Linked DNA regions of Homo sapiens: region 2 is linked to region 1. A link is an interaction called in ENCODE POLR2A ChIA-PET data of the cell type or tissue named here. Cell type or tissue: GM12878. All regions are shown on one strand. Each heading gives the region's core, and the rest is flanking DNA. Links, peaks and the distances in the headings are about the cores only. Region 1 overlaps VPS37C (VPS37C subunit of ESCRT-I). Region 2 holds the start of LOC105369325 (a long non-coding RNA gene).

Region 1 (7,067 bases), core at 2,254-4,753:
ATCAGGAAGGAAAGAAATTGACCGACCCAAAGAGGACATCGCTTTGACAGAGAGCTAGTGTCAGCGGCCCTCTCCCTGTCACTCTGCCTAGAGGGCCATCGATTGTCTGTGTGGTAGATGGGTCACAGCCAGGCCCAGGAGGGAACCCCAGGGACTGAAGAGAGGAAGCACAAATACACCCGGCACCTGCTTCCTTTCTGCTGACAGGGTCCTCCATTTTCATCTGGTTTGTATCTCTTCCAGAGGTGCATTCCATAGCTTTTTTTTTTTTTTTTTTTTGAGACATGGTCTGGCTCTGTTGCCCAGGCTGGAAAGCAATGGTGCAAACAGGGCTCACTGCAGCCTTGATCTCCTGGGCTCAAATGATCCTCCCACCTCAACCTCCCGATAGCTGGCACTATAGGTGTGCGTTACCACCTCCAGCTAATTTTTAAATTTTTTGTAGAGACAGGGTCTCACTATTTTGACCAGGCTGGTCTCGAACTACTGGGCTCAAACAATTCTCCTGCCTTGGCCTCCCAAGGTGCTGGGATTACAGGTGTGTGCCACCATGTCCAGCTCCATAGCTTTAATGTTGTTTTTTCTCATCACAAAGATTATGTTAGTTTTCAAAAGATTCCAGCACCACAGAAATCTAGGGTCCTCCACAGCCCACCTGCACCAGCACTCAGCTAGGGTGAGCCAAGGCTGACAACCCAGCTGAGAAAGCGTTCTAGAATCAAGGACCAAGGTTATAGCTGTGTGGTCAGATGCACCCTTCTCCAGGTCTCAGTTTCCCCATTTGCAGTAGGAAGCGAACGGCATCTCCTAGGGCCATCAGAAAGGTAAGAGGAGGACTGAGAAACGACCACATGTTCCCATGTACCAGGAAGTCCCAGTGCACTCCTCAGGGGACCCTCCCCCCACCCACTCAAGGGTGCCCTGGTTTAAACAACAAATCATATGGCCACTGATAAAGAACTATCCATACAGGGACGAGACCAGTATTTGTTATGTCTTGAGGGTTAAAAGTGGCCCCCAACCTCTAAGCAGGGATTGCCAAACTTCAGTGTGCACCTGAATTCCAGCAAAGCTCACTGACCATACAGGTGGCCAGCCCCTCCCACAGAGCTCTGCATTAGTAGGTCAGGGCAGGGCCCGGAAATCCGGAATCCCTCCTGGAGAGACTGACACAGTTGGTCCAGGGCCAGATTTTGAGAAGATGACAGCTCTATGCCAGTCCTATCACAGTGGAGACCCCTGGTTTCTGAGTACATGCAACGTCAGTTTTCCCTGAGCTGTTCTCCCCTTACAAGGAGAGGTAGCAGCAGCCATGTCATATGCAGACAGGGTATCAGAAAGGTTACAGTCACAGCCAGCAAACAGCAGAGCCAAAATTCAAACCTGCATTCTGTCCACACCTCACCTTACCGCTCCAAAACCCTTGGTCTAAAAGCCCCAGAGCCAGGTCGGACACGGTGGCTCACACCTGTAATCCCAACACTTTGGGAGACCAAGGTAGAAGGCTCATTTGTGGCCAGGAGGTCAAGACCAGCCTAGGCAATATAGCATCTGATTGTAAAAATTGTAAAATGAAATAAAATAATGAAAATAAGTAAAAGCTGGGCCAGGTGCAGTGGCTTATGCCTATAATCCCAGCACTTTGGAAGGCCAAGGTAGGCAGATCACCTGAGGTCAGGAGTTCGCGACCAGCCTAGCCAACATGTTGAAACCCTGTCTCTACTGAAAATACAAAATTAGCCCGGCGTGGTGGCACACACTTGTAATCCCAGTTACTCCGGAGGCCCAGGCACCAGAATCACTTGAACCTGGGAGGTGGAGGTTACAGTGAGCAGAGATCATGCCACTGCACTCCAGCCTGGGCAACCGAGCAAGACTCGGTCTCAAAAAAAAAAAAAGAAAAGAAAGTAAGTAAAAGCTAGAGCTAGAGCAGGGAAAGAGCAGCCTGCAGATGGCCTGGGCTGGAGCAGAACCCTGGGAGGAACACTGGCAGCACACCCCAAATCCAAACCCAAATGAGCTGGCCACAAGCAGAAGCAACATTGTGAAGATACCGAAACACATCAGGGGCACAGGCTCCAGCCAGCCAGAGACAGTTCAAGTCCAGGCCCTGCCCCTCGCACAGGTGGAACCTCCCTGAGCCTTGAATTCTTCACCTGTAAAATAAGACTCACAACAGCCCCTCCCTCACAGGGCGGGTGCGAGGTCCAATGGGATAGCACAGGCGGTGCTGGCTCGGTGCCAGGCCTGGCCTGGAACAGAACTTGCAGGGCCACAGCAGCTGCACCCATATCGGCTCCACCCAAGGGGAGGCCCACCACTGAGCATCTGCTCACTCCTGCAGTCAGGGCTGAGCACTGCAGGTGCAGCCAGGTGGAGGATGGAAGCTCTGTCGCAGGCAGCTAGCTGACCACACACAAACAGCACAGTCAGCACCACCATCTGTGAAAGCACCCAGCAGGTTCAGGACTCAGTCTCATACACGGAGGTCTCCACATGTGGGGAGGCCCCGAGAAGAGCCGAGATTCCCTGGGACAGGCACCAACTCCCCTCCAGCTGCTTACCACAGGAGGTGCCACCAGATGTTTGACAAGTATCACTTTTAATAAGGTAACACAGCCTCCAACAACACATCGCAAACTTTTGGGTCTCAGGACCCCTTTTCACTCTCAATGTTAAGGAGGACTCCAAAGAGTTTTGTTTATGTGGATTATAGCTATCGGTATTTACCATGTTAGAAATTAAAAGTGGAAGAAAAATTTTTTTTCAAACAGGGTCTCGCTCTATCGCTCAGGCTAGAGTGCAATGGCATGATCTCAGCTCACTTCAGCCTTAATCTCCCAGACTCAAGCAATCCTCCCACCTCAGCCTCCTAAGTAAACCGGACTACAGGCATGTGCCGCCACACCCAGCTAATTTTTTCAAATGTTTTGTAAAGATGGGGTCTCACTATTTGATCCAGGTTGGTCTCAAACTCCTGTACTCAAGTAATCCTCCCGCCTTGACCTCCCAAAGTGCTGGGATAACAGGTGTGAGCCACCACACCCAGAAGAGAAATTTTTAAAATACAAGAATACACAAACACTACCTTCCATTAGCTGCCAGAATGATGACATGATCATGGGTCATGCAGCCTCTGAAAACTGCACTGTACACTCATGCAAGAAAAGAGAGTGAAGAAAGAAAATAATGTCTCAGAATGATTATGAAAACTACTCTAACCTCATGGATGGCCTGAAAGGGTCTCTGGAAACCTCCAGGAGTCCCCCTGAAACACACTTTGAGAGCCACTGGTCTAGAGGTTAAGAGATGAGACTCTAAGGGGTGGGGGGAGGGGGGGAGGGGTAGCATTGGGAGATATACCTAATGCTAGATGACGAGTTAGTGGGTGCAGCGCACCAGCATGGCACATGTATACATATGTAACTAACCTGCACAATGTGCACATGTACCCTAAAACTTAAAGTATAATAAAAAAAAAAAAAGAATAGCTAAAAAAAAAAAAAAAAAAAAAAAAGAGATGAGACTCTGGGGCCAGACTGCCTCGGTATGAACCCATCTCTGCCACTTACTGTGTCATCTAACCCCTTTGTGCCTCAGTTTCTCAATCTGTAAAACAGAGCGGCGTGCGGAACACAGTAAGTACCACTAAGCATTTGCTGCTATGAGGACCCTGGCAACCATCTTAGACAGTGGGCGTCAATATCACCCCCACCTCACAGGGGAGGCTGGGAGAGGTGACGTTACTTGCCCAAGGTCATGCAGTTTGGAATGAAAATGCCTTTTCAGGTCCAGGGATTCTCAACATGTGCCTCATGGAGTCCCTGAGTCCTAAAATCCTCCTCCAGACCTAGAACTCTAGAATCTCCAGGATTCTTAATTTTTTTTTTTTTTTTTTTTTTTTTTTTTTTTTTAGATGGAGTCTTGTGCTGTCGCCCAGGCTGGAGTGCAGTGGCACAATCTCAGCTCACTGTAACCTCTACCTCCCGGGTTCAAGCAATTCTCCTGCCTCAGCCTCTTGAGGATTACAGGTGCCTGACACTAGCCTGGCTAATTTTTGTATTTTTAGTAGAGATGGGGGTTTCACCATGTTGGCCAAGCTGATCTTGAACTCCTGACCTCAAGTGATCCACCTGCCTCAGTGCTGGGATTACAGGTGTGAGCCATTGTGCCCAGCCAATTCTTTTTTTTTTCTGAGATGGAGTTTCGCTCTTGTTGCCCAGGCTGGAGTGCAATGGCACAATCTTGGCTCACGGCAACCTCCGCTTCCCGGGTTCAAGTGATTCTCCGGCCTCAGCCTCCCCAGTAGCTGGGATTACAGGCGTGCAACACCATGCCCAGCTAATTTTGTATTTTTAGTAGAGACAGAGTTTCTCCATGTTGGTCAGGCTGGTCTCGAACTCCTGACCTCAAATGATCCACCTGCCTCAGCCTCCCAAAGTGCTGGGATTACAGGCGTGAGCGACCACGCCCGGCCGATTCTTAATTTTTTTTTTTTTTTTTTGAGACGGAGTCTGGCTCTGTCGCCCAGGCTGGGGTGCAATGGCGCGATCTTGGCTCACTGCAAGCTCCGCCTTCCTGGGTTGACGCCATTCTCCTGCCTCAGCCTCCCGAGTAGCTGGGACTACAGGAGCCACCACCACGCCCGGCTAATTTTTTTATATTTTTAGTAGACACGGGGTTTCACCGTGCTAGCCAGAATGGTCTCGATCTCCTGACCTGGTGATCCACCCACCTCGGCCTCCCAAAGTGCTGGGATTACAGGCGTGAGCCACCGCACCCAGCCAATTCTTAATTTTTAATGAAGTTTTCATTTTAACTAGGCTACCTGGGTCTGACTAGTTTGGCATCTATTATCTTATTTTCCCCTTTCCCCAACACTCTGGGGGAACTCAGGGGGAGGCAACCCCATCTGACAGAGGAAAAGCAAAGACCCCAGGGGAGGAAGGGCCTTGTCACCCAGTCACCGCAGAAGCAGGAGGAGAACGCAGGCAGTGTTTTTTCTATAGGGTGAGCCCCCCCAGGACCCCAAGGGCACTTCCTAAGGCTTGGCTCTGTGTGGGCACGGCGGGACAGGTGACACCCAGGTGCACAAGACAGGGGTCTTCATGCCAGGATTTAGGCTTCAGATTTGCAGTGACGTGACAATGCACATCACAGAGGGAGGCAGCGTCACATACGGTCAAGACCAAGAGGCGGAACGTCACGGCCACAGCTCATGAGACGAGTGCCCAAGCTCTGGCCAGCTCGGCAGGGGAGATTCATGTGAAAACAGTGCCTGCCACGATGTCAAGCTTCTAACGGGCCAGGAGTCCCCCCTACACGGAGGCTGAGTCTGGGAAGGAGACCGGAGGCCTCCACCAAGCTGCTACCTCCTCTGCTCATGGGGCTCCCATTTCAGAAGGCACTGCTGGCATGTGCCAGACAAACATGTCCCAAATGAGGAGTGCTCAGGACCTTACTCCCAACTTTGCCAAATAGCTGGAGGCCAGATGTTCGTTTTGGGACTCAACTTTCCTTATCTGTAAAATGGGCAAACAAACCCTTACATGGCTCTTTTCTTCTGAAATCAAAGCCCTCTGTACTATCACACTGGTCTTTAATTGAAACAATAAATAAAGAGATCAAAGCCCTCTGTAAACTCTCCCGTTAATTTACATAACCTCTCTAGTATGTAAAGCCAGCATGAGCTTAAGTGCCTCCTATTTCAGAGATAAAATGAATCCCAGAAAGAAGCAGGAAGGACACTGCCCCACTGTGCGGGTGTTTTCATCTCACCAACATCTTTGCCCCACCTGCTCGGCAGGCCCATCAGAGGGGTGCAGTGAGGATAAGGTGTTTAGCCATAAGGCCCGAGATCCAGAGATTAGGAGCCCACGCAAGCACGCCAATTATCCCATCCCTCCCTGTCCCTGCCTCCGGGTTGGGGACGCCCACCTCACCGCCCTCATACAGCATCTCAGGCTGGGCAGGCAAGTGCCACCTTGTGGGGTTTACCACAGCATCACCCACCCCTGGAAATGACAGGTCCCTTTCTCTCACCAATGCCACAGCCATCACCTGCTCCTCAGAGCCATCAGCGAGGCTGGAAGCAGCAAGCACTTCCCTGGGTCCCTAATATGGAGAAGGGAGAACAGGAAACTCTTTTGCCCACAGCCCACAGAGCTGCTAAGAAGGTGCCCTTGAAGCTTGGTCATCCACTGCTGGTGGTGTCTGACTCCATCACCCAACGCAAGGGACAAGTCCAAAGTGACACTTCTCAGAGTGACCCCAGCCACCGCATATGTCTCAAAGTAGAGAACTAGGGGGTTCCTGAGATGTCCTTCGGGGACCCAGAGTCCATGGGCTTTTGTTTCTGGAGGGTGTGACGAGTCCAACTACCTGGGCCCCTCAGTACCAGAGCCCTGGCCCAGAGCCCCTCCCCCTGCCAAGATGCCCGGGAGGATGCAGCACTGCTCTAGTGACCCCCAGGGTTTGCTGCGCACGAGTAGGGAGTTGTTGAGGGTGAGAATAAATCGACCCCTTGAAGACAAGGAGAATGTCTCACTCATCTTCGTCAACCCAAGCCCAGCAGACTGGCTGTCAGATAGCTCACAATAACGTTTGCCCAAAAAGTGATGGAGACAGGAAGGAGAGAACAAGTCACTGAAGACGTGGGGACAGAGAACGGGCATTCTTCCCCTTACCCCCGCCTGCTCGCATTTCTCCACTCCCTTAATGAATCAATACTTATGAAGCAATTGCATTTGCCAAGAATACTGTGAGACCCACATCAAAGGAGGAAGGATAAATGGGGGCAGCAGGATGTGAGCAAATATTTGGGGGGTTCTTACTATGAGCCAGACATGGCATTCACAGGTAAGAGCTGATCCTAACTCTCAAGTAACTCAGTTTCATTTTAAAAAGTCAAAAATACTCACAATAATTCATCATGAATACAGATGAGAGCAGCGTAACAGAGGCAGAGACCAACAGAGTGAGGAGGAGAGATGGGCCGCTCTGTGGGCCTGGAAAGCTTGGCCACAGGGGCCTGCGCATGCCATGCCAGGAGCAGCACAGCCCAGGCG
Region 2 (7,067 bases), core at 2,222-4,721, 50 kb before region 1:
TGAGTGGTTTTATTTTTTCTTTATATTCTATAGTTTTGCTAATTTTTCACAAAAGCATGCATTATTTTTATTATTAAAAAATCACGTTATAAAAATGTTATATGTTTTACATAATTATACAAACAAATACCAGGACTTTTTTCTTTAAAAGATTTTCTGCAGACCCCTTTTAAAATAAAATCCTTACCCAACCTCATGCTACCATCTTGATCAAATCTCACCCCCACAATTAATTTCTGTAAATGTAGAAACTATTCAACTCATTGATATTTTTATTTTATGAAAATAAGACTGCAATATATAAATTGTTCTGAAATTTAATGTTTTCACTGAGCAAAAATATCATGGACATTTCTCTGTGTCAGGATACGGGGATCTATGAGCCCTTTCTTGATGGCTATATTCCCAACTATTCCAGAGTGTAGCTGGTTTGGAACTTATTTGCCCTTTGCCCTATCTTTCCCGTGTTTTATTATCCGTTGGTGACTTCAGCACCCCTGTGCATACTGCCTTGCACCCTGGTGAGTATAGGAGGCTTCTCTAAAGGTAATAGTGTATACGAGATTTTTTTTTAATGTGGCTTTTGCCATTTTATCCCTTAAAAATGGCTGTATCAATTTTCCAGCTTCTGGTAACTGATATTCTTTAAATGAGACTCCAAGCTTCAACTGACAGATTGAGGAATCTGGTGGACCATCTGGTGCAGCGCCTTTATTTCACAGATAAACTGAGACCCGGGGGGAGAGACTCCACCCTAGGCACGGAGCCAGTGAGGGGCTGAGCCAGGATGCTGCCCACAGCGTCCCACTTCTGGACCCATCTAGAAGCCACTACGCTAGCAGGACTCAGAAGTCATTGTCCTCATGCTTCCCTCAGCCTGGAAAATTGATCCCACCACCAAGCTGGAAAACCACTCATCCTTTGGGTCTTCATCTAGATGTCACCCCCTCCAGGAAGCCTTCCCTGATTTTCCCAGAGGCTGGATTGGACACGCGTCCCCCTCTGTGCTCCCTCAGGCCTGGCCTTTCCATGCTGTGTCCCAGTTGCCTGTCAGGTAGCCTCCCCACTGGGCTGGAAGCTCAGGGCGGTGGTGGGGGGTGCGGGGAGCAGGGTGTGCTTGTCAGTCTGTTTCATGTGTCCCTGCTGAAAGCTTCTCTGTCAATCATTCATTTGTTCAAGAAATAGCTTTGTGCCGGGTGCTAGGTGCGGGGGAGAGAAGGCAGGAGCGCTCCTGACCAGTGTCAGGTCTTCAGGAACGCTAAGCACTGCTCTAAGAAGCTGAGAGCCACGCTGAAGCTCTGCGTGCTGACCGCCACGTGAGCCTTTTCCACAAGTGCACCCGGCCAGCCTCCCAACATCCCTTCAAGGCAGGCTGTGTTCCACCCGTTTTACAGATGGGATCTGAGGCTCCAAGGGCCAAGGCTGCCACACCGAGGACACACAGTTGGGTCAGCCGGCCTCCTAGGCCCCCAAGATCTCTACTGTGACACAGCGAAACCCCTAAATGGCCACGAGAAGCACCAGCCTGAGATGAGAGAGAGGCTGCACCAGGGCAAGGGGTGCCTGTGGAAGAGGAGGCCTGGCGGTCCAGTCCAAAGCTCACTGTTGGTTATCTGTGCACCTTGGAGAATTCACATAACCTCTCTGATCCTCAATTATTTCACATGAACAACAGCCTTCATTAACACCTGTCGTACACTACTAGGAGGCCTTATTTTCTCAACCAAAGCCTATGCCTTATGGTCGAACAAGTCTAATCTTACAGTAGCAGCGGAAGAGTGAATATGAATGCTGAGTCCTCAGGGCCTCAGGCTGCGGGATGTGTGACTGGCACCCCGGGCTGTGGGCAGGCCTACAGCAGGCCTGGGTTGGGGGGCAGGTAGCAATGGAAAGGGGCTCCAGGAACACAGCCCCAGTGAGGGGAACTTGAGGAGGGCCCAGCAGAGGCGGGGGCGAATGCAGCCTGAGCCAACCAGCCCGCTCACGCCAGGGTACCACTGATCACAGACCTTCCAGAAGCCACAGGAGGCTGCCTAGTGTTGTCCGTGAGGGGCTAGGAAAGTAGGGGGTCAGTGGGGGAGCCTTATCTGTCCCTCCAGGCAAGACGGCCTCCTCCCCAGCTGCTCGACTCGCACCTGGACTTGGGGAAAGTACACACACTGAGACACCTTCCCAAGCCAGCGGGACCCTGTTCAGGCCACTTGGAATCCTCAGTCTTCTGCCCCTCCCCAAAGCCCTGACACTCACTCAACACTCAGCTCCCTCTCACACTAGCGAAAGAGGTAAACCTCCAGGCCCCACACAGAGAAATCCCCCACCTCCGACTGGACTCGGCACGCCAGTCAAACACTTTCATGCTGGGTTCCTAGGACAAGAGAGCTGGGCCTCGGGACCATCCAATCTCTGCATTTTACATATGAGCCAACCTCGGCCCAGAGCATGACAGGGACTTGACTGCAAAGGTGCCAAAGGTGAGACTCGAATGCAGGTGCCACCAGGCCAGCGCGTCTCCACCACACTGCACGCCACATGCATGTCCAGACCTGGATCCTAGATCCTCCTTCTCCCCCTCCCCACCCCCCACCAACAGCCAAACTGGGTGGGAACAAAGCTGGGGGAGGAGAGGCACTTCCTGAGCTGGCGGGGAGGGGAGTGTTGCGAAGTCAGCTCCCTGGGTGCCCCCACCCCCACAGCCAAACAGAGGTTTCCAAGGATCCAGGTCACTGAGTCATCCACACACACTTGTAGGCCTCTTCTGCCCTTCTCATCTGGCCACCAGGCCATCCATTATCTTTGGGAATCATTCCATAGATTTCTTCCTTCATTCATTCAACAAACCCTGAGGTCCTACTATGCACCAGTCACATTCCTCAGCCTCCTTCACCTCCTCCCTCCCACCCTCAGCTCCTCCCCTTTCCCCAGATCCTAGTGCCCCTTTGCCCCAGTGAAGAGGGCACACCTGGGGGCACTGAGGAGTCACCGAGTCCAGAGGGGTGACAGACACAGGCACACCCCACCCCAGATTACCTGGTGTGGCCCACGGCAGCACCGGCAGGCACCTCTCCGGTAGAGGTTGAGGAGGTTCTGACACCCGGCCCTGGGGGCTCAGCAACCCCTTCCCCCACCTTCAGCCTCTACTGGGCCTCGCTGCCTGGAAAACCCAGCCTGGGCTCAGCTGACTTCCTCTTGTGTCATGGAAAGTGCAGTGATGGGGACAGGAAACTCCCGCCAGGGATCTGAGGTCTGAGTGGGGACAGGGGCCCAGAGGTTTCTGGACCTGGAGGCCCGGAGGGGTGAAAGGGGCAGGGGTAACTTATGGGGGTGGGCAGCAGGGAGGGAGCCTATAGGGCAGTGTTCTCAGAGGGCAGCGACCCCCTCCACTAGGGTCGAGGCAGTGCCAAGCCCTGGGGGCCTGGAAGACAGCAACCCGAGGCCCTGAGCTACTTTCAGTTTTCCAAAACCAAACTAACAAACAAAAAGAGTAGAAGTTGTACTGTGATGAAGACTCTGAGATCAAAGCAAAGCCCAAATGTTTGGTTTGTTTTCTTTTCTTTGGGTAAGGAGGTGGGGAGTGGTGGCAAGGGTGGCAGAGTGAGGAAAACGTGGGATCATACTTCAGCGTTGACCTCCTGGGGCCGAATACTTTACCTTCTGAGCCTCAGTTTCCTCATCTGTGAAATGGAAAGCTGTGCCCACTTCCATGATAATTGGGAAGACTGAAGGAGCTGACGCCTCTGGCTAGAGGAAGGTGCTTAGTAAAACTTTCCTCGCTCTTTTGGGCTGCAATTATGTACACTGAGTGTGGGAACAGGGGCTGTGAAGGGCTGCTTACTGCACACAGCTGTGTGACCCACGAACAGCACTCATCAAGAAAAAACATCCCAGCAGAGTCTTTGGTGCTAAGAAGGGTGGAGCCATGTCTGTCTCTTTCGTCTTCACATCCCTGGGCTTAGCATGGGACAAATATTGATAAATGAATGAGTGAATGAATGAATGAATGAAAGAGGCTGGGATTTCCAGAGTCAAGGGACCAGGAAGGATGGATGTGAGGGCAAGGGGCAGGGGGCAGGGAACTGGGCCAGGCCTGGCCGGGAGGGGCCGGGTGAGGTTTCCCCATCCCAGGCTGAGGGCACCTCTGGCGGGAGGAAAAGGCACCTCTGAAGGCTGGATGAGGGATGGGTGTGGCCCCAATCACAGCTACCTTAGGAGTTCTCTTTCCTTGATCCTGGGGTGGGGGTCAAAGCTTCCCTCTGCCAAAGAGGTTCAAGCATGCAGCACCCTCCAGCCCTGAGTGAGCAGAAACCGGGGAGTGTCTAAGTGGGTCTAAGGGAGGAGACCACCCCTCCTATTGTCTTATGCCCGATTTCTGCCTCCAAAGAAAGAAGAAGTAAAAACTAAAAGGCAGAAATGAAATCCACAAGCAGACAGCTCGGCGCCACACCCTGGGCCTGGTAGTTAAAGATCGACCCCTGACCTAATCGGTTATGTCATCTATAGATTACAGACATTGTATAGAAAAGCACTGTGAAAATCCCTGTCCTGTTCTGTTCTAATTACCGGTGCATGCAGCCCCCAGTCACGTACCCCCTGCTTGCTCATTCGATCACGACCCTTTCAAGCGGACCCCCTTAGAGTTGTAAGCCCTTAAAAGGGACAGGAATTGCTCACTCAGGGAGCTCGGCTCTTGAGACAGGAGTCTTGCTGATGCTCCCGGCTGAATAAACCCCTTCCTTCTTTAACTTGGTGTCTGAGGGGTTTTGTCTGTGGCTTGTCCTGCTACATTTCTTGGTTCCCTGACCAGGAAGCAAAGTGATTAACGGACAGTTGAGGCAGCCCCTTAGGCAGCTTAGGCCTGCCTTGTGGAGCATCCCCGCGGGGAACTCTGGCCAGCTTGAGCGACACGGATCCTCAGAGCGCTCCCAGGTAGGCAATTGCCCCAGTGGAATGCCTCGTCAGAGCAGTGCATGGCAGGCCCCTGTGGAGGATCAACGCAGTGGCTGAACACAGGGAAGGAACTGGCACTTGGAGTCCGGACAACTGAAACTTGGTAAGACTAGTCCTTGGAACTTGCCCACTCCATTTGAGTGGAAGCATGGCCCAATCACCCATGGCATGCCTTTATCAGCACTTTGGTTTTGGTTTTGGTTTTGACTTGGTTTGAATCGCTTGACAGGACTGGTCTTGGGAACTTGCCTACTCCATTTGAGTAGAAGCGTGTCCTGATCACCCACAGTGTGCCTGTACCAGCACTTTGGTTTTTGTTTTTGACTTGTCTTGGATTGCTTGATACTTTGGTTTTGGTTTTGACCTGGCTTGGATTTCTTGATACTCTGATTTTGGTTTTGATTCTGGCTTGGCGTAAACTGTAAAAGTGTGTGTGTGCCCTTTTTACCCGTTCTTTGTTTTGTGGTGTGAGCATGGTGTTTTGTCTCGAGGAAACATGGGTCAGACACAAAGTAAGCCTACCCCACTAGGAACTATGTTGAAAAATTTCAAAAAGGGATTTAAGGGAGACTCTGGAGTCACTATGACACCAGGAAAACTTAGAGCTTTGTGTGAGATAGACTGGCCAGCATTAGAGGTGGGTTGGCCATCGGAAGGAAGCCTGGACAGGTCCCTTGTCTCGAAGGTATGGCACAGGGTAACCTGTAAGCCAGGGCACCCAGATCAGTTCTCACATATAGATTCTTGGTTACAGCTAGTTTTGGACCCCCCGCAGTGGTTAAGAGGACAGGCAGCAGCAGTACTAGTAGCAAAGGGACAGTTAGTTAAGGAAGGTTCTCGATCCCACCCGCCGAGGGAAGTCAGCACCAAAAGTCCTGTCCAACCCAACACCAGAAGAGTCACAGCAGGAATTGGTACCAGCAGTATCCCCTCCTTATCAAGAGGAAGGGCTCCCCACTCCTGAGCCCACAGCACCTACAACTCCACCAGATAACCACACCCCAGACCACCCAGAGTAGACAAAAGAGGAAGTGAAGCCACGGGAGAAACTCCTCCCTTGAAAGCTCGCTTACAGCCCAAGACTGGAATCCAAATGCCCCTGAGAGAGCAGTGATATACTGGGGTAGATGAGGACGGACACATGGTGGAAAGGCGTGCCTTTGTGTATCAACCTTTTACCTCTGCTGACCTCCTCAATTGGAAAAATAATACTCCATCTTACACTGAAAAGCCTCAAGCTTTAATTGACTTGCTCCAAACTATTATACAGACTCATAATCCTACTTGGGCTGACTGCCACCAGCTGCTCATGTACCTCTTTAATACAGGTGAAAGGTGAAGGGTGCTCCAGGCGGCAACTAAGTGGCTAGAGAAGCACGTCCCAGCCAATTACCAAAACCCCCAAGAATATATAAGAATTCAGCTGCCAGGAACAGACCCCCAATAGGACCTGAACGAGGGACCAGACATGGAGAGGCTAAGACGGTACCGTGAGGCATTAATAGAAGGTCTAAGGAAAGGGGCTCAAAAGGCTACAAATGTAAATAAGGTCTCTGAGGTCATCCAAGGAAAAGAGGAGAGTCCAGCACAATTCTATGAAAGACTGTGTGAGGCTTACTGTATGTACACTCCTTTTGATCCAGATAGCCCTGAGAATCAGCCCATGATTAACATGGCCTTACTTAGTCAAAGCACGGAATATATCAGGAGAAAATTGCAGAAACAGGCTGGGTTTGCGGGTATGAATACCTCACAGTTACTGGGGTTTGCGGGTATGAATACCTCACAGTTACTGGAAATAGTCAATCAAGTGTTTGAGAATGCAACAAGCCACAGAGAAAGCCGTAAGGAAGGCGAACGCCAGGCTAGGCGAAACGCCGACTTACTGGCCATGGCCATTATGGGAATTCCCCCGAAAGGAGAGGGAAAGGGGGGTTCTGGGAAGAATACCCAGTCTAATCTCCCATGCTTGCAATGTAACCAATGCGCCTGTTGTAAGGAAGTAGGGCATTGGAAAGATAAGTGTCCCCAACTGAAGGAAAAGCAAGGTGATTCAGAACAAAAGACCTCAGATAAAGATGAGGGAGCTTTGTTCAATCTGGCTGAAGGGCTACTGGACTGAA

The links. Peaks named below come from ENCODE experiments on the same cell type or tissue, not always from the same donor. Only the 100,000 strongest peaks of a DNase experiment are listed, where the experiment ranks them.
Region 2: POLR2A ChIA-PET joins it to region 1 with 6 read pairs; 3 of 35 experiments call an interaction of 5 or more read pairs at or near these places.

What each region holds. Positions count from the first base shown.
Region 1 is chr11:61,139,483-61,146,549 of GRCh38, forward strand. The region is part of intron 1 of VPS37C (VPS37C subunit of ESCRT-I); the gene reads right to left. Among named protein-coding and RNA genes, the nearest start is that of VPS37C, 18 kb to the right of the region's middle. In GM12878, for the core only: no CTCF peak of the experiment used is centred there; no DNase peak of the experiment used is centred there.
Region 2 is chr11:61,089,270-61,096,336 of GRCh38, forward strand. LOC105369325 (a long non-coding RNA gene) reads right to left here and starts at 3,089. Exons shown (of 2, transcript NR_188502.1): 1 at 3,028-3,089. It also overlaps a transcript of CD5 not described here. RefSeq lists enhancers at 2,362-2,411, 2,690-3,652. In GM12878, for the core only: no CTCF peak of the experiment used is centred there; a DNase peak (open chromatin) is centred at 3,216; H3K4me3 peaks cover 1,494 bases; H3K27ac peaks cover 1,724 bases.